Linked DNA regions of Homo sapiens: all the other regions are linked to region 2. The links are chromatin contacts, found by Hi-C or POLR2A ChIA-PET in ENCODE. All regions are on one chromosome and are shown on one strand. The core of a region is the stretch at or near the end of the contact, and the rest is flanking DNA. Distances in the headings are between cores, read along the strand shown. Region 1 overlaps SIL1 (SIL1 nucleotide exchange factor). Region 2 has its middle 66 kb from the start of HSPA9. Region 3 overlaps SIL1 (SIL1 nucleotide exchange factor).

What was found. A loop is a pair of places that touch in the nucleus more often than their neighbours do. ChIA-PET counts read pairs that join two places held with the same protein, here RNA polymerase II (POLR2A). Pooled maps may share reads with other maps.
Region 1: a map of IMR-90 shows a loop between it and region 2 (2.3-fold over the local background). The contact joins two enhancer-like sites. A Hi-C loop is called at or near these places in 1 of 168 maps with a recorded cell type or tissue (IMR-90) and 4 of 50 pooled maps. POLR2A ChIA-PET finds 5 or more read pairs at or near these places in 1 of 52 experiments (A673).
Region 3: a map with no recorded cell type shows a loop between it and region 2 (1.9-fold over the local background). The contact joins two enhancer-like sites. A Hi-C loop is called at or near these places in 1 of 37 single-sample maps with no recorded cell type and 2 of 50 pooled maps. POLR2A ChIA-PET finds 5 or more read pairs at or near these places in 1 of 52 experiments (GM10248).

What each region holds. Positions count from the first base shown.
Region 1 is chr5:139,148,893-139,153,199 of GRCh38, reverse strand. The region is part of intron 1 of SIL1 (SIL1 nucleotide exchange factor); the gene reads left to right. Among named protein-coding and RNA genes, the nearest start is that of SIL1, 47 kb to the left of the region's middle. Within about 2 kb of position 2,624, at least 4 of the 41 ENCODE cell types and tissues checked have a DNase peak (open chromatin) inside an H3K27ac peak, as active enhancers do.
Region 2 is chr5:138,639,483-138,643,538 of GRCh38, reverse strand. No RefSeq gene overlaps it. Among named protein-coding and RNA genes, the nearest start is that of HSPA9, 66 kb to the right of the region's middle. RefSeq lists enhancers at 1,445-1,524, 1,535-1,614, 1,184-1,737, 1,738-2,291. Within about 2 kb of position 1,543, at least 3 of the 41 ENCODE cell types and tissues checked have a DNase peak (open chromatin) inside an H3K27ac peak, as active enhancers do.
Region 3 is chr5:139,059,701-139,063,706 of GRCh38, reverse strand. All of the region lies in intron 3 of SIL1 (SIL1 nucleotide exchange factor), which reads left to right. Among named protein-coding and RNA genes, the nearest start is that of SIL1, 140 kb to the left of the region's middle. Within about 2 kb of position 2,291, at least 10 of the 41 ENCODE cell types and tissues checked have a DNase peak (open chromatin) inside an H3K27ac peak, as active enhancers do.

The DNA of each region.
Region 1 (4,307 bases), core at 1,375-3,874, 510 kb before region 2:
GGGAATGACATGTGCAAAAGCCTGGAGGTGGGAGACGAGATGTCTTCAGCATTGTAAGAAATGTTGTATAAGACCAACTCTAGGCCAGGTGCGGTGGCTCACGCCTGTAATCCCAGCACTTTGGGAGGCCAAGGGGGGCGGATCACCTAAGGTCAGGAGTTCAAGACCAGCCTGACCAACATGGAGAAACCCCGTCTCTACTAAAAATACAAAATTAGCCGGGCGTGGTGGCATATGCCTGTAATCCCAGCTACTTGGGAAGCCGAGGCAGGAGAATCCCTTGAACCTGGGATGCAGAGGTTGCGGTGAGCTGAGATCGCGCCATTGCACTCACTCTAGCCTGGGCAACAAGAGCAAAACTCCATCTCAATAGGCAGGGAGAGGAAAGAGATGAAGCTGCTGATGTTGATCAGGGCTGGATGGTGGCAGGTTGCGAGTATGGAATTTGGCCTTTATTCTGAGGGTCCTGGAAAACCATTGAATGGTTTCAAGCAGGGAAGGATAGGGTCAGATTCATGGTCTGGCTATAGAGTAATCCCTCTACATTCTTTTTTTTTTTCTTTTCTTTTTTTTTTTCCCAAGATGTTGTCTCACTCTATCACCCAGGCTGGAGTGTAGTGGCATGATCTCGGCTCACTGCAACCTCTGCCTCCTGGGTTCAAGGGATTCTCCTGCCTCAGCCTGCCGAGTAGCTGGGATTACAGGCACCCTCCACCATGCCCGGCTAATTTTTGTATTTTTAGTAGAGGTGGGGTTTCACCATGTTGGCCAGGCTGGTCTCGAACTCCTGACCTCAGGCAGTCCACCTGCCTCGGCCTCCTAAAGTGCTGGGATTACAGGTGTGAGCCACTGTGCCTGGCCAATCCCTCTACATTCTAAATAAACATTTAATCAAGATGTATACTTGTAATTTGCTGATCTTTTACCCCAGGATACTTTGACGTTGCATTAAAGCCTGACCATTTACTCCAAATCACTGTCTGAGCATAGGAACCTGAAGAATTGTGTGGAGAGCGTGGCCTGCCGCAGGCCTGAGTCCCTGGTGTTTGATCTTAGACGCACGGCCCAAGGCACCATTGCCGAGCCTGCGGTGTTCAGGGCTGCTGCTCCCACCTCTGCTGCAGCTCTGCCTGCTCTCACCTCAGAGCCTCTTTGCAGCAGCTTAAAATTCCTCAGCCACTGCACCTTCTTCTGCTCCATGCTCTCTACAAATTGAAATTTTTTATGACAATGTTGTATCAATTGGAAAAGTTTTGGAAAGTAGGATTGAGAAATAAAGACTTCTTTGCCTTTTCTCCCTGCAAGGGAATTTGAAAAATATAGAAATTCTAAGTTACATGTTAAATATCCTTGGGGTTTCCTTTCCTTCTCTTTTGAAAGTTTTTTTTTCCATTAACCAAATATCCGACAGAAATGCTTGTGGGAAGATAATTCCTTTTGGCTAGAGCTTATACTCCACATTGTGAGCTTTTTAATTTTCTTTCCTTGGTGGTGGGTTGGGACCCAACTGTGCAGTTGCGGGAGCTCATCACAGTCCTGTTGCTGGGCAAGTTCTCCCTGTGAATCTGTGTTTTCCCCTTGTACCTACCTAATGAAAGCCAAATTAGATAAATTTTTAATCAAGGAGATGAATGATGAGTTTTTCCTTAGAAAAGAAACCACAAGGCCCCACAGTACTGGATACAATAAAATGTGAAGTTTTTGTTTGCATGTATGCTGTTTGGCATGGCTTTAATGTCAGAAAAACAGGAGGTGTTGTTAAAGTAGCATTTGGAAAGACAGCATTCCAGACAGATAGTGTGTTTTTCTCCCCAGTCGTTCTTCTCTTTCACAGTTGATGCATGCCTGTGTGTTCCCAGCACCTTGCACTAGTACACGGTAGGTGCTTGGAGATATCTGAATGAATGAAAAGGAGAGTTTTGAGCAGGGTCTTCTTTTTCTCCTGTTGCCCCCTTCCTCTGTCCTCAGTCTATTTGTTCATTTCTTCATTCATTCAACATATATTTTTTCTTTCTAGGCTGGTGTGGGGGCCAATGGTTGGGAATGGGGTAAAGGGAAGGTTTCCATTGAGTTGAGGCTGGGAGGCATAGTCAGATCTCTCCTTCTTCTTCAATACCTATTTTGTCCTTTATTTTGGAAAATGTTCAAGGTATTATCAATACCAGCATCCTCCTCCTGAAAATTGCTGCCTTCTACCTGCTTTCACCAAATGGTTTTCCTTATGCCAAGGGAGGGTGGCAGAGGGAGTAGGGATGAAGCCTCTTCAACTCAGGGGCTGTGTAGGTATGTCTCCGTGCACTGTGAGTGGTGGGGCTGTGGGGAGCCAAGCTTGCCTTGCCTGGGATATAATTCCCATAATTGAAGGCTTGGCTTTGGGCTAGGCTCCCAAAGTGTTGACATTTCCGGAGGACTCACGCCAGCACCAGACCTTCCCCGCAGCCCACGTTCTAGCTTGTTACTGCTATTGAATAGGCTCCCTGAGTGCCTCTCTTCAACCGAAGAAGAAAGTGGCTTTTATTGAGAGCCTTTAGGAGGGGTTCAGGAGACTGGATATTGGGTATTCCAGAAACCCTGAGTTGAGCAAATGAGAGATTCGTCAAAGCCATGTGCCTTTGGCTTCCTCATTTTGCTGCTCTGCTTGGGTCTGGCTTGATTGACAGCTTGCGACGGTTGCTCCTACCTGAGAAGTGGGGAGTGGCTATAATAATTTGGGCATGAGAACAGGAGCATAGGGGGAGGGACATATTTAGTAGATAAAATTGACAATAGTTGATGATGGCTGAGTAGGGGATAGAAGACAGGGAAGGGAGAGGAGGGATTGAGAGCTCTTGGGTTTCCAGCGTGTGCAGTAGAACTAGGCAGTCCTGGAGGAGGATGAGACGTGTGGAGGGAAGAGCAGGAGCTGAGCTTTGGACTTCTTAAGTGTGGAACATACAAGAGGAGAGTACAGCAGGCATATCACCCAGAAGAGATGGCAGGAAGACTACCTAAAATCTCAGGCTGCTTTTCTGTTGAAGTTATCCGCTGGGGTTTAGGCCACTATGGGTAGATAATACAGTCCAAATCAAATTCTGTTTACTGGCTCCTTCTATTAAGTGAAGTAGAAGTTGAGAGTTTGCAAGAGCTAACAAACCACTGAGCTGCCAGGAATGAATTCATAATCAGAGGTCACAAACTGTGGTGACTGTGTTATGCAAGTTGCAGGCTTATAGCAGGCTTCCTTCTCCCTTCTCTTATCTCTCATTCACCATGGGGAAGTTCTAAAAAGGAGAGATTTGCTAAGACAGTGCAGTGAGCTATGTGTTTGAACTCTATCTAACCTGTCTGGCAAGGAGGTCTTGTATATCATCATGCTACTCTCCATAAGCCCTTTGCTCCAGCATATATTGTTGAAATTAATGCATGTTCCTAGTTTCATGCCTCCAGGCCTTTAAAAAACCACTCTTGTCCTGCCTAGGATGCCTTTCTTATTGTCTTTGTTTCTGTAATTCCTTTTCCTCTTTTAATCATCAAAGCTCACCTCTTCTAGGAAGTCCTCCCTGACCCCATCTCCTGAATGAGACGTCTGTTGTCTTCTGCCTCAGAGTCATCTCTGTCAGGGCTCTTTTCAACTCAGTGTTTGCTGTAATTGCCGATTTTCCCATCTGGTATCTGTTCTCCTTAAGAGTGTGTATTGCCAATCTATCTCCATTGCCTGTGTGGAAGCTCCTGGAGGACAGGACCCCTATTTGTATCTGCAGCACCTGGCACATGTCTGGATTGCAGCAGGTCTCAAACAAATATGTGTGGAAGGATGAATAATCTTCTGTTTGGATGTGTTTGGGGTGGCAACTTGTTGTATGGTCCCTAGTAGGCAGTATGGGTTTATTCATCTTTTCGTAGAGCACAAATATTTGCTCTTTTGGTAGCTGTCCTGTATGGGAGAATGAAAAATGTTTTTGCAAAAATATATTTTTCCAGATTGGCGTGACTGTTAACTGCTCACCTGGGGTTGAAATGGCTTTGGCGTGGGTGTGTAACCACAGGTAGTAAGTGAACAATGTGCCTGGGCAGCACAGTTTCTTTTTTTTTTTCCTGGGTGCTCTTCACATTTTTGTGAGCTACAACCCAAGCACCTGGCTTCTCCGAAGCCAGGGTTTGTGCCTAGTTGTTAACGGGAGTGGTTGCATTTCAGGGTGAGAGTCTGTGATATTAACCAAGCTTCTTCTACCCAGTGTTTTCCGCTGGCATTACCAGGGGCTGCAGTGGCTGTTTTAAGGAGAGCTGCCATAAGAGGGATCCCTGAGCAGTGAGACTCAGGATGGAAT
Region 2 (4,056 bases), core at 294-2,793:
CCCAGAGGTCCCATCCTCCACACCAGCCACCACACCCAGGACTGCTCCTCATCCTTTGGACAGAGAGAATTTGGAGGTGCTAGAAGCCAAAAAGCCAGCCTTTTCTTTTGGGGCTGTGTAACCTGATACAGGCATCGTACCCCCCACCCCATCCCCCTAAGCCAGTGCTCATGCAGGCCCTGTTACTGGAAGGAGAAACTCCCAAGTGTGGGAGGCTTTGGGGTGACAGGGTGGGGAGGAGGAAGCCCGAAGAAGACAACTGGGAAGAAAGTCCTAACAGTGTCAGCTCCAGGTAAGGAATGTGCTGCACCCTGCCGACCAGCTCAGTACTCTAGGCTCAGCCCATCCCCATCTGATGGGGCCAGGAAGAGTCACAGAGGACTGTGAGATCTGGGAGAAAGAGAGAAAGCCATTTTTTTTTTCATGATGAAGAAGGTGGTGAGCAGGTCATGGGCAATAGCAACACAGATTAACCTGGGAAAAAGTTCTGAAGAAAATTGGGACATTCAGCTCTGCCAAGACAGTCAGACCAGGGTGAGCTACTGGGGGCTGGCAAATGGTCAGGGGTTACACTGTCCCCAGCCTAGGACCCAGCCAGCCTTGGCCGTGGCCCCAGACAAAGACTTGCCCCACTTGCTGATCTCCCAGAGGCAGAGGCCAGATTCCTTCCAGCCCAGGGAGTCTCTGGACAAGTCATAAAAGTGTTTCCTCCAAGTCTCTGTCTGGTCCTGCTAGAAAAAAATTGTCCATCTGTCAGTCTGCAGGTGAGTGGGGCTGGGTGCCGTGACTTACGCCTGTAATCCCAGCACTTTGGGAGGCTGAGGCAGGAGGATTGCTCAAGACCAGGAGCTCGAGACCACTTAAGCAACATAGACCCCACCTCTACAAATAAAAATGTAAAAATTAACCAGGTGTAATGGTGCGTATTTGTAATCCTAGTTATTAGGGAGGCTAAGGTGAGAGGATGGCTTGAGCCCAGGAGTTTGAGGCTGCAGTGAGCCATAATCGTGCCACTGCAAGCTTGGATGACATAGTGAGACACTATCCCTTTTTTTTTTATGGTGTGGGGGGATGGAGTTTCACTCTTTCGCCCAGGCTGGAGTGAAGTGGCGTGATCTCAGCTCACTGCACCCTCCGCCCGCCAGGTTCAAGCGATTATCCAGCCTCAGCATCCCAAGTAGCTGGGATTATAGGTGCCTGCCATCATGCCTGGCTAATTTTGTACTTTTAGTAGAGACGGGGTTTCGCCACGTTGGCCAGGCTGGTCTGGAAATCCTGACCTCCAGTGATCCACCCGCCTTGGCCTCCCAAAGTGCTGAGATTACAGGCGTGAGCCACCACCCCCTATCTCTTAAGAAAGGCCGACGCTATCTCTTAAGAAAGAAAGCAAAGGAAGAAAGAGAACGAGGTGACCGCACCAGTCACCTTCAGATTGATGGATGAACAGACAAAATTTCCGATGTTCCCTGAGCCAGGGCTAAGGCATCAGCCCAGAATCCTCTTCTCGGATGACTCAGGAGCGCCCCCTTCTGTCTGGTTTGGCTGAAACCAGTGTGGGGGGCGGGGAGAAAGAATGATTAAAGTAGATTCTAATCACAATGCCCAAAGACAGCCGCTGCAGGAGCAGGCCCTACCAGAAGGGTCCTCACTTTAGGCTGCCCCCCGATACTGCCACAGCCTGAATCAGAGCTGGACTTCCTCAAGGGGGATCAGGGACCAAGGAGGAGAATGTCTAAAGCGCAGTCGACCTGAGAGGACGCCTAGGCTGTCATACCTGGGCCTGGCAGCCTGGCCTCTGGGCACATGCCTAGAGCTCTGGAGGCCATCCAGCCTGCAGATGTCCCCAGCTTCATGAGAAAAGTCATGGTCTGTGTAGAAAGACCAGGCTCTTCCTCTGAGCCTAAGAAAGAAAGGGCTGAGACAGTCAATTATCTCAGGGCTATGAGTGTGTTGTCGGGGGATCAGCCAGCCATGGGAAGCACAAGAGGGGAGATGCTGCTTCTCCCCAGCAACTGCCCCCAGAGCCAATGAGACATGTTTCCCAAAGGACCTCCAGCTTCCTGTGTACAGGTGCAGAAGAGACCCGCAGACTCCTCTGGTGTTTAGTTCTAACATTCCATAACCTACAGGATTCTCTCTCCTGGACCATCTGCAGCTGCCCTTTCCCAGTTTATTCGTTAGTCTGATTTTTTTAAATTAATTAATTTATTTATTTGCCATATAGAGTCCACATTGGATCTTCAGTCTGATTTAAATCCATCTTGCTGCATCTGAATGACAGCTAGAAGAGAGGGAGGGGGAAAGCAAAGGGGATGCTGAGAAACTGAGGAGGAGAAAGACAAAACAAGGAGAAGGAGTGGAGAGAGAACTGAAGGAGTGGAGAGAGGAAGACCCGAGCAAGTACCTGAGAGGAGCCATCTGCCCGGTGGAGAACAGCTTCTGCATTGTCCCTAGTCACTCTCCCTGTCAACACTTCATAGCTGCAAGTCCATGCTCGCACTACATGTAGGCGTGGACACACACACATACACACACACATCACATACTTAGGCTGTGGAGAAGGCCTGGCTGTGTGTGGGGCTTGAGGGGCAGTCTGCCCCCTCCTGAATACTTATCTTCTCCTCCTCACACCTCCCCACCCCTCAGCCTTCCAGCACTAGTTCTTTGTGCTTTCAAAGCAGCTCCCTCCCAGAATGCTACCTCCAGGAAGTGCTGAGCTGAGAGAATGGGGGAATGGAAGGAAGGGGAGCTAGTCCTCTTCCCCCGACAGCACTGCTCCATCAAACAGCACCCCCTCCTCCCCTCACCTCCACCTCTTTCATCACTGCCACTGACAGCTGCAAAATCAGCCCTCCTCATCCTGAGCAGTGGACTGCGGGGATGTGTCCGTCTATTTCCTATCCACTTCCTGGGGCAGAAGACAGCTGGGGACGGAGGTAGAGAAGCAGCATCCCCATCCGTGCCAATACCGTCTCCCTCCCTTCCCCCATAAGTAAAGAAAGTCCTCCAGCCAGGCCCTAGAAGTAGCGTGCAGTCACCCCAGCTTTCTAAAATCCCTGTCCACAATGCCCCCGGCCCTGTCCTCCCAAGGTAGACTCTATTTCTCAGACCTTGGAAAGTCGCTCTAGGATATCTCACCCTGAAAGACAGATCCACTCTTGGAATGCTGGGAGACAGTGATGGATTCGCCCACACACTAGCAACCTACTTCCATTAACTTCTATGTCCAAATAATTTCTTTAAATCACAAGGATGAAGCTGGGGAGGGGAAGGCAAGCCTGTGACATCAATCTCCAGCAGGGATTCCTCCTTCAAACCTGGCCAGGGCAAAGCAGGAAAAATACCCAGCACATTCTTCTGGGACAAAACTATGGAAATGAGCCCCCACCCCACCCCGCCACCCACAGTGCCTCTTCTCACCTAAGTTCTTGGCCACCCTCTCCCTTGGTTCTGTGGAAAGACAGCACAGATAGAGGCTTTTCCACCCCTTCCTGGAGGTTTCAGGGCTCCGGCTGCTCCTTGGCAAGGTGCGGGCTGCCTCCTGGGGCATCCCAACCCCCCTAGCAGCCAAGAGAGCATCTCCTGCATGACCAGTGCCCAGGGTGACAGAAAGGGCAGGGCATGAGAAGGATAACTAAAAGCTAAGAGCTGTACCTCAGCTACCAATTTACCATTCCTTCTCAAATTACCCCAATTACTGCCCTCATTTTACAAAGGAGGAAGTGGAGACTTAGAGGGTCTAACTTGTACAAAGCTAGCTGCTAGAAAGGGACAGATCCGAGTCAAGCACAGGTCTTCCATCTCCAAAGTCTGCCTTTAGGGAGATCATGTCCTGGTAGGGAGGGGGGAGCAGGAAGCAGGTGACATTTCAATTGCTTAGTGTTCCCATCTACCCTTGGCTCTGGAACACAGGTTCATCAGCTCAGACCTACTGTTCTAGCCCCAGCCGGGCTTACCCTGCCTGCTGCTAATCCAGCCTCCAGCTGGGAGGTTTGGACATCTTGGGGATGGGCCAGGTGGAGCCTGGAAGGCAGAGGGGACAGAGAAGGGAAGAGC
Region 3 (4,006 bases), core at 1,042-3,541, 420 kb before region 2:
TGCTAAGGCCTCTGGGAAACAGACACATTTAACTCCTTCACTTCCAATTTGTTTCCCTCCTTATTATGAAGTAAAGCTCATTATCAGTATCTCAGGGTTAACTTCAATTATAGTGAGAATTTAAAAAAATGTATTTTTGACTCAGTAATTTCCAAGTGGGATTAGAGAGCCGGAAGAGCTATAGCCATGCTGTGGTATACTCCCAACTGCCTGACCTTTGGTTTCTTGGAGGAACATGGGAGACATTGAGGGTAGAGATCAAAGGGGAGTGGAGGCATCAACTAGCTAGGAAACAGGTGTGAGATGCCCAGGATGGGTCTCCACATGAAAGTGGCCCCCTTTAGCCCCAGTTTTCTTTATTCCATCCCTGGATTTATTAAATTTGGGGGCTGTGGTAGGCCCCCTAGGCTGGTGGAAGGAGTGAGTAACTGCACATGCTTAAAGGTCTGATGCTTTTCTCAGTAGGAGGGCTGGCAGGGCCACAACAAGATTCCTAGTTTTTCTGGTCAAAATACTATCATCCTTTACTGCTGTCTCAATCTTCATTTCCTACCCATTCCTCTGGGTCAGGGTTTATTATGTCTGATTAGGACAATGATAACAGCCTGCCAAGTGGCCTCCCTGCTTCTTGTCTGCCTGTTTTATATGCTGAGCTCCAGGTGCTTCATATGGAGTTCCTCATTGCTTGCTTGAAAGCTGTTCTCTGGACTTGGAAATCTAAGTGTTGCTACTTCTCTCCCCATTTATGTCATACTTCTCAATGGCAGGCATTGGTCTTGTTCACTTCCCAGTATACTTCCCAGTGCCCAACACAGCAGTGGCCCTTTGTGGGCACATGGTAAGCTGTGGCAGAAGGAATGCCTGGAAAAGAGCAGACTCTTGCCCAGTCCTCAGGAGATGCTTGTGGACTAGCCACTTATGGAAAGAGGCTCACCATGTCCTAAATGTGGTTACTTTGAGCCTTGTGCTGATGATGGTTCAAGGTACCTCTCTCACTAGAACACAGGAAATCTAAGTAGCATTGATAGTCCTTGTCTGTGGAAAGCGTTACTCTTGTGAATTCTGTGTAGAATGGTTGGTCACCAGCTGTAGTTTGTCCTCCTTGAGGACTGGAAAGGAGACATGGGTTAGGGTGCTGTGGATGAGATTTTGGAGGGTAGTGGGGTAGTGGTGCAAGGGTATGGTGGGAGCTGTCAGGGTAGCTGTTCCCTGGGGGAAACTGGCGTCTTTTTTTCTGAGCGGCTTTCATGCAGCTTGGGGATTTCTACCCTTGCCTGGAAGCCATGCTGGGTAACTCTTCTAAGACCCGGCCCAGATTCTAGATTCTCTGTGATTCAGAGTAAAAATACATTTGGAGAATATTCCTATTTTTCTCAGTTTGTCATTGTTTAGTCCTTCTAAAAAATACATAAATATGACTATGATCCAGAATGGCTCATTATGTATTTTGCTGTTTAAAAAAAAGGTCTCCATTTTTGGTTCCCTTAAAAACACAATAACATTAAGTGTTGTTTCAGGGTTCAGCACCCTAGAGAGGTTTGTGCACGTTATTTGTTACTGGTTCCGTTCAAGTCCTGGAGACAGGATAGATGCTCATTTGTGTAAGGCAGGGATCTTGCCAAGACTTGTTCGGGGGTTTTGAATAAAGAAGCAGGAGGAGAGGGCTTTAGTAGTCATGGCAACTGGGCCTGTAAAGCCTCAGCTCTGACCAGCCCTATTAGGAGCTTGGAGGCCCCAGCGAGGTGAGTGGCATTGCTTCCTGTTCTATATTTTTGTATTCCTTTTGGTCTGGGGAAGAGGGAGCTGGCATTCAAGCTGACCTTTATGGAGGCCTACTGTGTGCCTTGAGCTGAGCTTGAGCTGTGGGCACCAATAATTGGTTCCTGCCCTTCAGAAACTCAGCATAACCGGGAGTTTTTACTCTTAACACCTACCTGTAGGACTTGACAAATAAGCTGTCTTTGCTTCATCCGGGTTGACATTTACCTTTTTGGGTTGTTTTTGGGACTGCTTTTTCTGGTGTACTTTTTATTTCTTCTGAGCACTGACACAGTTCTTTTTTCATTTGTTCTTCACAACAATGTAGCACATTAGGGAAAACAGACACGATAAATTCTTTTCAGTTGACACATAAGGGCATGAAGATTCAGAAACATAAAGGAATTTGGCTAGAGTCACCCAGCCAACAAAGATAGCCAAGTGAGGAGCAGAGTCCCAGGGCTTGCGGCATGGCCAGCCGGGGCAGCCTCTGGCTTTCTGCCATTGTGTCCACGTATGACTGGAAGTCCCTGGAGCAGGAAGTTTCCAGGCAGGAGCCTATGGAGGACATCCTGTCCTTTTCACCCCTCCTGAAGTCCCATAACTACCAAAGCTCTTAATGCCAAGGCAGACCCAAGAGCACCATGCATTCATTCCAGTTGGCCTGTCTTCGTTGAAGCAGGGCAGCCAGGCTCCACAGCAACCTCACTGTGGGCACCACCTGAGCAGGCCCTGTCACTGGGAGTCCAGGAGGGACAAGTTTCTAAGCACTGGACACTGGGATGAGTTGGGGCAAAGACAGAGCCAGGTATAATTTGTTAATAGGTAAAACTATCATTTCAGCAGTTACAAACTGGCCATATGTTTTGTTTGCCTTTTCTGTATTTAAGGTGGAATACTTTTAGAAGGGGCATTTTTCACAGCCCTCACCATTCATGTTTTCTTACAGATGAACCTCCTCACTCTCTTGCCTCCTGCCTCCTGTGGGCATTTGACATGGCTCCTACCTCCTGATCACTATTTCTTACCTGTCCTTCTGCCAGGGTTCCTCTTGTCCTGGTGCTTCATGGCCTCAGGCTTCCTAGGCTAATTTTCCCCTTCCTAACGTTCCAAGAACTTCATTCCTGGGTCTGTGTCTAGGCCCTGAGCCTTAGTTCTCTTTCCTGGCCCCTAGAAATATTTACTGTCACATTGAACTGTGTCTGATAGACTAATTGCTGTTCAAGGATTTAAAAAGAGATGGTGGAGGAATATATTTCTACAACCACTTTATCGAGATATAATTTATATACTATCCAATTCACCTATTTAAAGTGTACAATGGGAATAATTCTCAAATGTCCTAGGGAAGATTGGTAGAATGGAGAGGTGGTTTCTAGGCTATGGTGTTTTATGGACCAGAAAAACTTAAAAAAAAAAAAAAAATTGGAGGACTAAGGCCAACTTTTTATTTTGCTGAGTTAAGGGCCTTAACATGGAAACAACACACTATCTACTATCATTATCTCATCTTTTAAAAGGACATTTTAACACAAAAAAGCAACTATATAATTTCAGAAAAAACTGTTATTTATATTGGGCACTTTTAATTTCTTGTTTCGGGACCATTGGAATGAATGCCACAATAAACACCTCAAATCCTGGTGGCTTAAAAAAACAGTAACTATACAAAAAAAAAGTATGTAAGAGAACAGAACACTGTTCTTTTTTATAGCTCCGACTCTTAGAACCACAGTAATAGTTCACATACTCTTCATAGGCTCACCAAATAAACAGTTAAGCCAATCAGGATATGGAGGGGCAGGAGCCATAAAATGGAATACAAATACTAACAAATGAACCAAGTATTACTAATTAATAACATAACCTTAATGAATTGGACAGGGAAGAACTAACCCAAGTGACTTTGTGAAGCAATATTTTGACCAGGTACTGTAAAGCTAAAAACAGAACTGTACATACATGCTGTAATCTAGTTTGGTAAATGTATTTCTCACAGGGATATGGGTTAACAGTTTTGAAACTAGTTTATTTGTATACTAGAACAAAAATATATTGTAGATAATAAGAGCAGGTTTCTCAGTGTTAGAGAAAGAAGTTATAAATAAGTAAAGTGAGAAGACAAATGAGCCCGTGTATTAGATTGGAATCTGAACTATCAGTATAAACTTGTAGTTTTAAAAATATATACAGATAAATAGATATAGAAATATAGATGTGTGGATATATACACACAACAATAATATAG